Regions from separate parts of the Homo sapiens genome. Here all the other regions are linked to region 3. Evidence: chromatin contacts called from ENCODE Hi-C or POLR2A ChIA-PET data. All regions are on one chromosome and are shown on one strand. The core of a region is the stretch at or near the end of the contact, and the rest is flanking DNA. Distances in the headings are between cores, read along the strand shown.

Region 1 (2,700 bases), core at 16-2,515, 290 kb before region 3:
GGTAGCAAGCACTTGTACTCCCAGCCACAAGGGAGGCTGAGGTGGGAGGATTGCTTGAAGCCCAGGAGGTCAAGACTGCAGTGGGCTGTGGTGGTGCCACTGCACTCCAGCCTGAGTGACAAGTGAGACTCTGTCTCAAAAAGAAAAAAAAAAAAAAAAGAGTGGGGAAGACACAAAACTCACATGCTTGGAGGGCCTCCTTTGTGCCAGGCCCTGGTTGGTGATTCTCAGCCTGCTATTCAATGGAATCATCTAGAAAGTGGTTAAAATTCAGATGCAGGGCCCCACCCCAACCTACTGCATGGTCTGCATCTCCAACAAACTCCCCTGGGGATTCTGAGGCTGCTCCAGTGTTGCATAATCTCCATCAGGCCTCCAGCCACCCCTAAGAAACATTTATGCTCAGTAAGAACAACGTGCTTGTAGTGCTGAAGGAGCCTCTAGAAAATATCTCTTGGCCTGCCTGTCCTTCAGCCAGAGTTCAGAGTCCTCCCCACCGAGGACTTCCGGGTCCCTCCCTGCAGGGGGTGTGGGCTCTCCTCTTGCAGGTGAGAAGACCAAAGCTTAGAGAAGCCGGACAACTTCCTCAAGGCCATAGTGAGTGGGTGAGACCAGGACTGGGGACCAGAAAACCCAGGCCTTGCTCTGAGGCTCAAGACAAATGCCCACTTACCACCCCTTCCTGGAGTAGTGGATGCAGGAGTAGAAGGCAGAGCCCAGAGGGCCTGATCAGCACATGGGGTTAATGGGGTGGAGGCTGAGGTCCTGGCAGTGGGGGTCACCAGGCTGTGACTGAATGGTGGGAACGAAGAGGAATCCTGAATCCTTCAGGGTGTCTGGCCTGCCCGAGCAGGCGCTGCCCTAATAGGAGACCTTCTGGAAGTTTCCAGTTGGGCATCCTTTAGCAAAGCCATTTCATATTTTTAGCTGCTGAATAGGGTGATAAGCAGTTTAGGTATCCAGTGGCTGGGACTCTCCCATCCCTCACATACGAGGGCAAGACGCAAAGGCAGGGATCCCCCTTCACACCATGACCACTTCCCACTGCCCTATAACCAGTTCCAGTCTGGCAGGACAGCAGGGCCCTCTGCTGGGGCTCAGTTCCCTAACAACTCAAGAACCCCCCCTCTTCCCATCAGTCCCCTTCTCCAATCCACACTCCGTCCTTGCTCCAAGTCTTGCCCTGAGCTGGTGCTGACAGCCCCCACCCTGCCGGTGACTCCACTCCTGGTAGGTCACAGTCTAGCCTGCTTCCGACTTGCTGCTGAATCATATCGGCCAGGGAGCCACAGGAAGAAGAGGAGGGGAGGAAGGGCGGGGCTAGCATCTCCCTCTAGCGTTGCCAGAGGCTAATGTAATTGAAAAGGCCTCCCAAGCTGTGTCCTAAAACAGCTCCCATCAGACCACTCAGCCATTCATTCTCTGCAGCTGGTCCAGGGGTGACTCAAACCACAGGTACAGTGACCCACAGTCCCAGGAAAACAGGGACATGGGACTTTCAGGGCTCAAACTGGACAAACTGGGATGGGTGATCTCCTGTGGTCCACAGGTCTGGCCTGGCTGGGAAAGAGGGGTGGAGTTCCTCCAACCAGCACTCCATCCCTCCCCATCTAAACAAGGACTCCTGGGGCCTCTACTCCCACCCCGCCCCATCCCCGGGTGATACGGTTCCTCTCTTGGCCCCTCCCCATAGGATGATGCAAGCTATGTTTGGATGAGCAGGTTCTGGAGACGGAGGCCTCCAGTTCAAATCCCTGCTGCTTGCAGTGGGGGCAGGGGGGTGCCCTTGATCTACTTTCTTGGCCTCTTGAGCCTCTACTTCTCTATCTGTAGAACGAGGACAATAATAGCACCAAACCCCTGGGGTTTGGGGAAGATGCAATGTACAGTGTGTAGAAAGGGCTTCGCACAGTGGCCGGCACAGAAACTGCTATAAATTGTCTTTGTTGTTATTCTTTCATACCTGGGCCCATCTGACCCACCTCAGTTGCTACACAGGTGGCAAAGACCTGTTTAAACCTGGGTCCTACAGAGCCCCTGAAACAAAAGGAGCTTCTCCTTAAGGACCTCACCACGATGCTGGCAGACAGTGCCAGGCAGGTGTGATTCCAGCCCCACTTTCAGAGTTTTGGGCTTTCGCAAATGCCAGAACAACCACTGGTCTCTGTCTAGCGCCGAGCACCAGGAAGTGTGTTCATCCCTGACCCACAGGAATGGACGCACGCCTCTGGACCCCTCTATTAGGACACATTTAACCTCCCAAGGAGTGGCCAACTCTCAGAGCCCCAAAACCAAGAGATGTAAAGGGCTTGCATTTTTATGCTAATGTAGACCCGAAAGGGTTTTTCTTTTTTCCTTTCATTTTATCTTGGCCAGACACGCTGTGCTCCCTCCCCGGATGCTCTAGTGAAATGGCTGGTGTTGGAGACTGCACAGGGAGAGGCTGGTGGGGGCAGGAAAGGCACTGAACAATTCACATGTGTTGTTCCCCTGTTTTGACACATGGCTCCCCACACTCTGCCTTCCCCTTGAAAACTCCCAGGATTTATTCTTTGGTGTTCTGAAGTAGGCAGAGCAGGTGCTCACCCATTTCATGGATGAGGAGATTGAGGTCTGAGGCTTCAGTGGCTGGCCCAGGCTCCTGAAGCTAAACAGACAGCCCTGACCCACAATGCTCCAAAGGGGCCACGCTGAGGCCCA
Region 2 (2,700 bases), core at 140-2,639, 350 kb after region 3:
GAGGGCTGGAGGGAGGACTCAAAAACACAGCCTATTCTGTTTTCGTAAGGAGGAAAGACAGTAATCCACTTTTCTGATACTCTATTTTCAGGGCTCACCTGGGCCTAAAACTGCACCAACCACAGATGAACTTTAGCTGGCAGTCAGATAGACTCGGTTTGTAAAAGGCAAGAGCACTGGGTCATATCCAAAAAAAGAACAAGAAAATAGACCGCGACCCCGATTTAGATCCAAAAGACCAGAGTCCAGATTGCGACCAATATCTGGTACTCTACTGTTTGTGAAATGAGACCAGTATCTGGTACTCTACTAGTTGTGAAAGGGTGCTTTTCTCATACCAGCAGAGGGGCAAAAGGCAAAATGAGGCCCCTGCCTGGTTCCGTAAAATATTTTACCTTCCTGGTCGGTGGCTTTTTTTTTCTTTTTCTTTTTCTTTTTTTAAGAGAAAGCGTTTTGGATGGGGAGTCCCGCCCCGGGAGTCTTCACCAGGCGGCCAGAATGGCAAAGTCACAGGGATGGGGTTGAGGGTGGGGTTAGGGGTGAAGGGGCAGAGAGTTATTTGCAGCCCAAGAGCAAGTCTGCACAGCGTGAGGTCTGGCCCACTAATAGTCCCGAAAGAGGAAGCGGCGGGGATTTTATCCGGCCTGAAGCAGCCCCATAACTTCACTACCATGAACCGAGAAAAAAAAACTTCACGCCTATTCCTCCCTTACAGGAAGGGAGGGAAGGGGAAGGGGAAAAGGGGGCAGCAAATGAGCAGGGCGAACCGGCTTTTCTTTCTTCGGTAGCGCTCTGCTCAGATGTGAGAAGTAACGGGTCACCTGGCCACTAGGAACAAAAATGTGGTCCCGCTCTGGGCTCCGAGGCTGCGCGCGCCTCGAGGAGGAGCTGCCCGCAGCCCTGGCTGGAGCGAGCGCCCGGGACGCATCCCCCGACGCGGCGGGAACAGGATGCGGGACCGCGAGGAGACAATACGCCCGCCTGGGCACGCGCGCTTTAAGGGAAGGGGGTCTCCAAAGTCAGCCCCCACCCGGGAGGAGCAGGCGCCCGCGCTCCCCACACCCTCCTGCGCCCCCTCTGTCGGCAGCCATCTCCGACACAGCTCCTCCGAGCTCGCGCTCTCCATCGCGCCCTTCTTCCTTCAGCACACTAGGCTGCCCTGGGACTTACGATTGGCTTGGGTCCCCGGTCCCGGTCCCCGCCGCGGGAGGACGGCTCCAGCACAGGCTTTGCGCGCAGGTCGAGGGCCGAGGCGCCGCTGCTTGCAGGCGGCTGCGGTGGAGCTTGCGGCCCGGCACTTAGAGGGGCGCGGGCGGCGATGCCCCCGCTGGCTCCCACCTTCTGGCCTGCAGCGGCCGGCTCTACTGAACTTCAGAGTTACTCATTTCCTGGATGTCACAAAAACTTTTTCCTCCTTATAAGAACAAAACACCCGCCTCTACCCGCGGCCCCGGAAGCTCCTTAAGGAGGACCGTGTGGGTTTCGGTGGTTGGGCCCAGGATCCGCCGGGAAGACCTTCCCAGTGAGCCCCCAGAAACTTCCCCGGCACGGCAGAACTGGAGAGTGACTGGGAGAGACGGAATCAGGCCAGTGGAGTAAACTGGAGCGAGTGGACAGGGGCGCGGGGAGGACGCCCTTAAAAGTCGTCCTAAGCCGCGGAGCGGAAGGGGTTAAGTCCTTACCAGTCGGGGAGAGTTTTCTGCGGCGCGTTTTACAAGTGGCGGAATTCCTGGGGCCACCTATTTAGTCTCTTGGAGGAAAATATAACTCTAGACAAAACGCCAGCCTTTTTCTCTTTTGCAGCTTGAAAGGATTAAAATAGCTTACTACCGTTTTTTTTTTTTTTTGAGAAGGAGTTTCGCTCTTGTTGCCCAGGCTGGAGTGCAATGGTGGCGCTATCTCGGCTCACCGCAACCTCCGCCTCCCGGGTTCGAGCGATTCTCCTGCCTCAGCCTCCCGAGTAGCTGGGATTACAGGCATGTGCCACCACGCCCGGCTAATTTTGTATTTTTAGTAGAGAAGGTGTTTCTCCATGTTGGTCAGGCTGGTCTCGAACTCCCTTCTCGGCCTTCCGAAGCGCCTGGGATTACAGGCGTGAGCCACCGCGCCCGACTTTTATGATAATCAAATGCATGGTTGCTTTTCTCCGGGATTAACCGGGCACAAAGGAGAACAGTGACCGGATACTGTACGGGACAGGCGCGGTAGTTTCTGGTTACTGTTGTGACGGTAGATCAAGTGTTACTACCCCTATGTTAGAAACGAGAGAACTGAGGCCTGGAGGAGCAGCAGCAGCGTTCTGGTCGAGCTTAATAGTTTATGAAATCCATAACTTCTATTGTCTTCCCTTTGACCTGCCCAAATCCTACCATCAGTACAAAAGGCAGAGCAGGGTTTGAATGAATTCTCCATTAAGCGGCTTTGGGGGCACCAAATGCCAGTGAAGGCACATTGGGGAAATTGGAACACAGTGTCCAAAATGATCACCATTGCTACTGCTATTTGGTCTTAGATCACCTTTTTTTCGTCTTTTCCTTTAACACTCGCCTGGAAGACTTTTTGGCTGAGTCTGAAAGATAAACAGGCAATGAGAAAATGTTCTAAAAATAGACTCCCTGGCCCTTGGCCCAGGGTACTTTTGTTTTCAAGTTTCTACTGCTGCTCAAATTCTTTCCTTACGTAAGAGGTTATGGCAGAATT
Region 3 (2,700 bases), core at 91-2,590:
ATGCACATTTCCTCAGCTTCTTTATTACACAGTTGTGTTTGTTTCTGCATATTCATGCTGCTCAGAGTCAATAAGTCCTTGCAATAAGCAGGAAAACTGTGTGATCTGAGAATTGGTAAAACATTTTGGAAACTGCAGACTTAGCCAAATTTAACTTATTACTGACACCATTTTGTTGCTATATTTTGACTGACCAGTGACTAAATTTTGAATACCTAACCAGAACAATATAAATAAAATAGAGTTTGGGAATGTGAAGAAAATATAAGGAGAATATAAAGTATATTTCTTTCTCTTTTGCAGATTTCAGGAAATGACATAATCCTTGGAATTTCTGTAATATTTTACAGAAATTACAGAAAGAATATGTACAGTCGATCCTCATTATTTGCAGATTTTGTATTTGTGAATTTGCCTACTTGTTAAAGTTTACTTGTAGTCCTAAAATCTATACTTGCGGCACTTACTTGGTTATTTGTGTGTATGCGCAAAGCTGCAAAAAAATTTGACTCCTCTAGCAAGCACATTCCCAGCTAAACTTGAACAAGGTGACACTGCCTTGATTTCACCTCTCATGAAGAGATGACCAGAGGACGGAGACAGCAGAGGGCAGTGTAGTGAAGTGCAAGAAGGTCTGGCTGTGGGGGCCAGTTGGATAGGGTTTGAATCCCAAGTCTGACATCTGTTTTTGGGATGGCCTTCCGCAAGTCACTTAACACTTATACACCTCATTTCTCTTTTGTAAAATAAAGAAAGGAGAATCTCCCTGGATGAATTGTTTTCAGGATTTAAGAATATAATAATCTATGTGAGGGGTGTGTGTATGTGCATGGTTTTCCCTATGAACAATGTTTCAGTAGTCGCTAATTCAGTGCTTGCAGTGATTTTATAAAACATAACTACCACAAATAATGAGAATTAACTCTGTGTGTTTGCTAAATGATGATGAATGATTTTATTCTTTTTTAATATTGATACTTGTTCCTACCAAAATCTTAGCAGGACTGAAAAGATCACCATAATTTGCATGTAATTTAAAACAGATAACAGTATGAACAGTCTAAAAGTATATGCTTCCTTCAGTGCGGTTTCCTCTCTCTTCACTTAATAGCTTTTTGGAACTTTGGATATTTATTACCCAAACGTTTACTCTACTCTGTACCTTAGCTCTCCCATCTGTGTTGCTCATAGGTTTTGAAGGATTATGCCAGTTCTTAATCTCAGTTCCAAATACGCCCTTCTATGCTTTGTGATGCTGGTTCAAAGACTGCAGATCACATTTCTGCCTTGCTAGCAGCTCATTTCTGTTTCAAAAGTATAGGGCACTAGAGGGAGGCTGCAAGGAGAAGGAGGAAGAAATGACTTACACCTTTGTCTTGTTTCCTGTGAACTTCCTGTCTGCTTGTTACTTTGACCATCACCCTTGTAGAGGTTTTTTTTTTTTTTGCTCCAGCATCAGCAGTTTCTTTCTGTAGCAGCTGTTGAATACAGTTTGTAGTTTTTCCAACACTCACAGAACTAACCTCATCATAACCCTTCATAACACCAGCACCAGTTGGCTGGTACCCTGTTCCTCAAAAGTTTGGGTCGCAGTCTCACAGGACCCCTCTTCAGAGACAACAGCACCAGCTGAGCAGCACTCTGTCCTCAGAGGTCCGTCTGAGTTTCAGCTCTGTGGAACCCTTCCTCCAAGCTTCTGAATTTTAATAATTCCAATCTTTTCCCTTTGTTCCCATAGTCCTAGGGGTGGTAGCTTTTGCCTGTAGTTGTTACCTCCCTGATCCTTTGTATTATTTTTTCAGTTGGCAACAGAGTTAGTCATTGTTTTTATTAAATTTCTCTATTAAAATAATCAATGTGATTTTCCTCCTGTCTGGACCCTAACTGATACAAGGATTAAATAAGTTACTAAATGGAAAGTGCAGAGAACAGTGCCTCTTCTAATAGCACGATGGATATTACTATATACGATAACATACTTGAAATAATTTGAGATTTTTCTTACTGATTTCTTTGCAAAATACTAATATTTCCAATTTATATAGGTAAAAACATTAAAATAATCATTGAATTTTATTGATATTAATATGCTCAAATATCACCTCGGTTAGACCTAACTTAACTACCCTATTTAAGTTGTAAACTCTGGCCTGTGTGCTCTCATACCCCATTTCCTCATCTTATTTTATGTTTTTTGAGACAGAGTCTCAGTCTGTCAACCATGCTGGAGCGCAATGGTGCAATCTTGGCTCACTGCAACCTCTCCCTCCTGGGTTCAAGTGATTCTTGTGCCTGAGCCTCCTGAGTAGCTGGGATTACAGGCGTGCACCACCACACCGTGCTAATTTTTGTATTTTTTGGTAGAGACAGTATTTCGCCATTTGTCCATGCTGGTCTCGAACTCTTGGGCCCAAGTGATCTGCCCACCTCGTCCTTCCAAAGTGCTGGGATTCCAGGCATGAGCCACCGCGCTCAGCCTTCTCATCTTTCTTATTAGTTTACTTTTTCCCACAGTACTAATTGCTAATATACTGATTTATTTGTTGACTGTCCACTCCCCAAAATTGTAAGTACCCCAGCACAGAGAGATTTTGCATATTTGCACATTGTCAGCATCTAGAACAGTAACCTAACATATAGAAGGCACTCAGTAAGTATTTGTTGGAAGAATGAATGGATTTCAGCAGATCAACTCTTTTG
Region 4 (2,765 bases), core at 59-2,558, 270 kb after region 3:
GGGAGAGTTTTGAAAGCAGCACCATTATTCTGAGGTTGATAATATCCAGGTTTGTGCTGTCTCCTATGGGTTAAAATGAAAAGGATGTATCCTACAGGTGACGGTAGGGACAGAGGCCCTCCCAGTAGTCACGTTAAGCTAGTACTGACAGAAAAAGGAAAAGCCTGTCCAGGTGGCTGGGCAACCCTGCAGCGAGGCATAGATGAGCTTGTAAATCAAAGGAAATGACCAAGGTGAGTCTCAATCCTTTTAGAGGTTTATTTTGCCAAGGTTGAGGACACATCTGAGAAAAAGGAACACAAAATCACAGGAACATCTGTGATCTGTGCTCTTTCCAAAGAGGGCTTGAGGACTTCAATATTTAAAGGGAAAGAGCAGGCAGTAGGGGAAAGTGGAAAGTAAAAAGGGAAGGTAGATAAAAGGGGAGAGTAGTTGCATTCTTTGGGGCCTTTGATCAGCATTCACTGAATGCGCATGTTACATTCGTGAAAGGAGGTCGTAGAGGAATAGTCAGTTATGCATTCGTCTAGTGCTTGGTGAATCTGCATTTTTACAAGATTAAATATAGGGTAGAGGAAGCGGTCAAATTGCATTTTTCTCCAGCGAGAGGAAGGATGACTCCTAGACCTGTCTTTGTCCCATACTTGGGAAGATAAGCTGTTAGTTTACATTGCCAAGATGAAATTCAACTGATCTGTTTTAGAGTAAAGATCTTGCGGGCCAACAAGGAATTTCCTTGGGGAGGTGTGTGGCCTTTGATCTTTGTAGCTATTTAGCAACAAAATGGGAGGCAGTGTTGCCTGACTCAGTTTCCAAGCTTGACTCTTCCCTTTGGCATAGTGAGTTTGGAGTCAAGAGATTTTTATTTTCCCTTCACAAGCTGAACAGGAGCCTTTGGAGAGAACGCTCTGGACCGGTGAGTGAGCCATGAGGTCGGGCCACAGGCTCTGAAGTCGTGAAGCCTTGGGACGGAGCGGGTGGTGCTTCGAGGTCAGTGTCACGGGAGGGAGGTCAGGGTCAGGGTCAGACGTGGAGCCCCGTGGAGTGCGGAGTGGTGACCCCTTCGTTCGGGGGCGGAGGGATGACTGAGCATTTATAACTTTTGTGTATCTCCCCGTGGGTGCAGCCCTTGGCCAGCGAGATGCTTTGACACAGCCCCTTAAGATGTTTTAAGGGCTATCCCATAAAGCCGGGAAGGCACAACGGGTGGAGCTGGCGGCCGCCGGGGGCAGGCACTTTTGAGCTAAGGAGGAAGCGGGGGAGGGAAGGAGGGCGGGAAGGACGCGCCACCTACTTCCTGAATCCCCTGCAAACCCCAGAGGAGCTCGGCCTGCGCTGCGCCACGATGTCCGGGGAGTCAGCCAGGAGCTTGGGGAAGGGTGAGGCCTGCCCGCCGCGAAGAGGGGGTGATCTCGGCGACCCCCGGCGGCATGTTCGAGGCTGCTCCGGGAGCCCAGCCGCCCGGGAGCGCCCCACCGGCGGGGAACGGGTCGGAGCTGCAGTGGGACGCGGGGGCGGTGGGATACGGGGGGTCTCGACACCTCTCTGGGCCGTAATCGCCTTCGCTTCTCCCCGGCAGGAAGCGCGCCCCCGGGGCCGGTCCCGGAGGGCTCGATCCGCATCTACAGCATGAGGTTCTGCCCGTTTGCTGAGAGGACGCGTCTAGTCCTGAAGGCCAAGGGAATCAGGTGGGCACCCAGGCGGGGGACGCTCCCCGAGCCGTCCGGGAGCCTGCTGCAGGCGGCGGGGTGGGGTGGGGTCTCAGCCCCCTTCTACCCCCCTCCCACCAGCGTCCTTTACTGCACATTAAACTATTCTCGGCCCTTTGGAAAATAGCAAGTTATAGGCCATTCCCCTAGGAAAAATAGGCCACAGATTCCAACGGTCTAGGACACCTCATTTAGATTAACCAACCATTTAATGGATTAGAAAAGCTGAGGCTCCAGTGATGTTAGTGATTTGCCCGGTAATAACCGGCAGCAGCTCTTTTAGCTTTGGTAGGTCACGAATTCCTGGTCCAGAGTCCTTTCGCTTTCGCCCTATTGTGATTTCCCGTTCTTATTCCAGCTTAACTGTTAGTTGTTATTCTGAATGTATTGTTCCCTCCTAGAATAGTAATTTACCCCAGTACAGCAGAGTTTAGACCCTGACCCTCCTAGGGTAGTGCTGAGTTTACTGCACATATTCCTGTGGATTGGGCTGTTGGTTGAGTCAAATAGAGGGAAGTGTCTGTCTAGCTCATCCTTCTGCAGAGCCTGTTTTGAAACTAGCATAGTTTTTGACTTACGGGCTATCCACAGGATATGTGCAACAGTCACTTGACTTTTCTCTGACACCAAGTATCCATTGGAACCACTTCCCTTCCCATGACCTTTGGATGTCTGTTGATTAGACATTTATTAGATACCTTTGGTGTGGAAGGTTCTGTGGAAGTTTAAAACAAACCCCCTATTCTTAAGGAATTTTCTGTCTGTGTGCTTAGTGTTTGTGAACTAATTTTAGTCTTCTAAGGGGATAATCTTTAGGGGTAGGCAATTATTTTCCCTAAAAGAAAGGTAAAATGCATTTAAAAAATACATTTGAAGGGGATTTGTCATTACTTCACTAAGAAATGCATCTCATTTGGATGAGATTATGATTCTGAACACATAGAGTACTTACTATTTCATAATGTTTCTCAAAAACACTGTCATATTTGCTGTGATAGAACTCTTTTATTGTACTAAGAGAAATCTAATGTAACCAAAATTGAAAAAAGACATTTT

The links. A loop is a pair of places that touch in the nucleus more often than their neighbours do. ChIA-PET counts read pairs that join two places held with the same protein, here RNA polymerase II (POLR2A). Pooled maps may share reads with other maps.
Region 1: a pooled map shows a loop between it and region 3 (2.9-fold over the local background). The contact joins two enhancer-like sites. A Hi-C loop is called at or near these places in 4 of 37 single-sample maps with no recorded cell type and 3 of 50 pooled maps. POLR2A ChIA-PET finds 5 or more read pairs at or near these places in 1 of 52 experiments (activated CD4-positive, alpha-beta T cell).
Region 2: a map with no recorded cell type shows a loop between it and region 3 (4-fold over the local background). The contact joins the promoter of ITPRIP here to the enhancer-like site in region 3. A Hi-C loop is called at or near these places in 6 of 37 single-sample maps with no recorded cell type and 4 of 50 pooled maps. POLR2A ChIA-PET finds 5 or more read pairs at or near these places in 1 of 52 experiments (MCF 10A).
Region 4: a loop to region 3 is called in a map of endothelial cell of umbilical vein, with 2.8 times the contacts of the local background. The contact joins the promoter of GSTO1 here to the enhancer-like site in region 3. A Hi-C loop is called at or near these places in 1 of 168 maps with a recorded cell type or tissue (endothelial cell of umbilical vein), 5 of 37 single-sample maps with no recorded cell type and 7 of 50 pooled maps. POLR2A ChIA-PET finds 5 or more read pairs at or near these places in 7 of 52 experiments (GM12878, MCF 10A, T-cell and 4 more).

Annotation. Positions count from the first base shown.
Region 1 is chr10:103,695,371-103,698,070 of GRCh38, forward strand. All of the region lies in intron 5 of SH3PXD2A (SH3 and PX domains 2A), which reads right to left. Among named protein-coding and RNA genes, the nearest start is that of SH3PXD2A-AS1, 50 kb to the right of the region's middle. RefSeq lists enhancers at 340-1,086, 651-760, 1,196-1,340, a silencer at 971-1,030 and a cis regulatory region at 1,263-1,273. Within about 2 kb of position 1,266, at least 18 of the 41 ENCODE cell types and tissues checked have a DNase peak (open chromatin) inside an H3K27ac peak, as active enhancers do.
Region 2 is chr10:104,337,076-104,339,775 of GRCh38, forward strand. It overlaps ITPRIP (inositol 1,4,5-trisphosphate receptor interacting protein), which reads right to left and starts at 1,390. Exons shown (of 2, transcript NM_001272013.2): 1 at 1,171-1,390. It also overlaps a transcript of CFAP58 not described here. RefSeq lists an enhancer at 68-267 and a cis regulatory region at 2,533-2,700.
Region 3 is chr10:103,982,236-103,984,935 of GRCh38, forward strand. All of the region lies in intron 1 of SLK (STE20 like kinase), which reads left to right. Among named protein-coding and RNA genes, the nearest start is that of SLK, 16 kb to the left of the region's middle. Within about 2 kb of position 1,341, at least 7 of the 41 ENCODE cell types and tissues checked have a DNase peak (open chromatin) inside an H3K27ac peak, as active enhancers do; they include GM12878 and endothelial cell of umbilical vein, where a contact is called at or near this core.
Region 4 is chr10:104,253,584-104,256,348 of GRCh38, forward strand. GSTO1 (glutathione S-transferase omega 1) reads left to right here and starts at 1,309. Exons shown (of 6, transcript NM_004832.3): 1 at 1,309-1,379; 2 at 1,580-1,688. The coding sequence starts at 1,346. The region is part of intron 1 of LOC124902497 (a long non-coding RNA gene); the gene reads right to left. RefSeq lists enhancers at 477-991, 1,326-1,385 and silencers at 1,456-1,715, 2,206-2,255.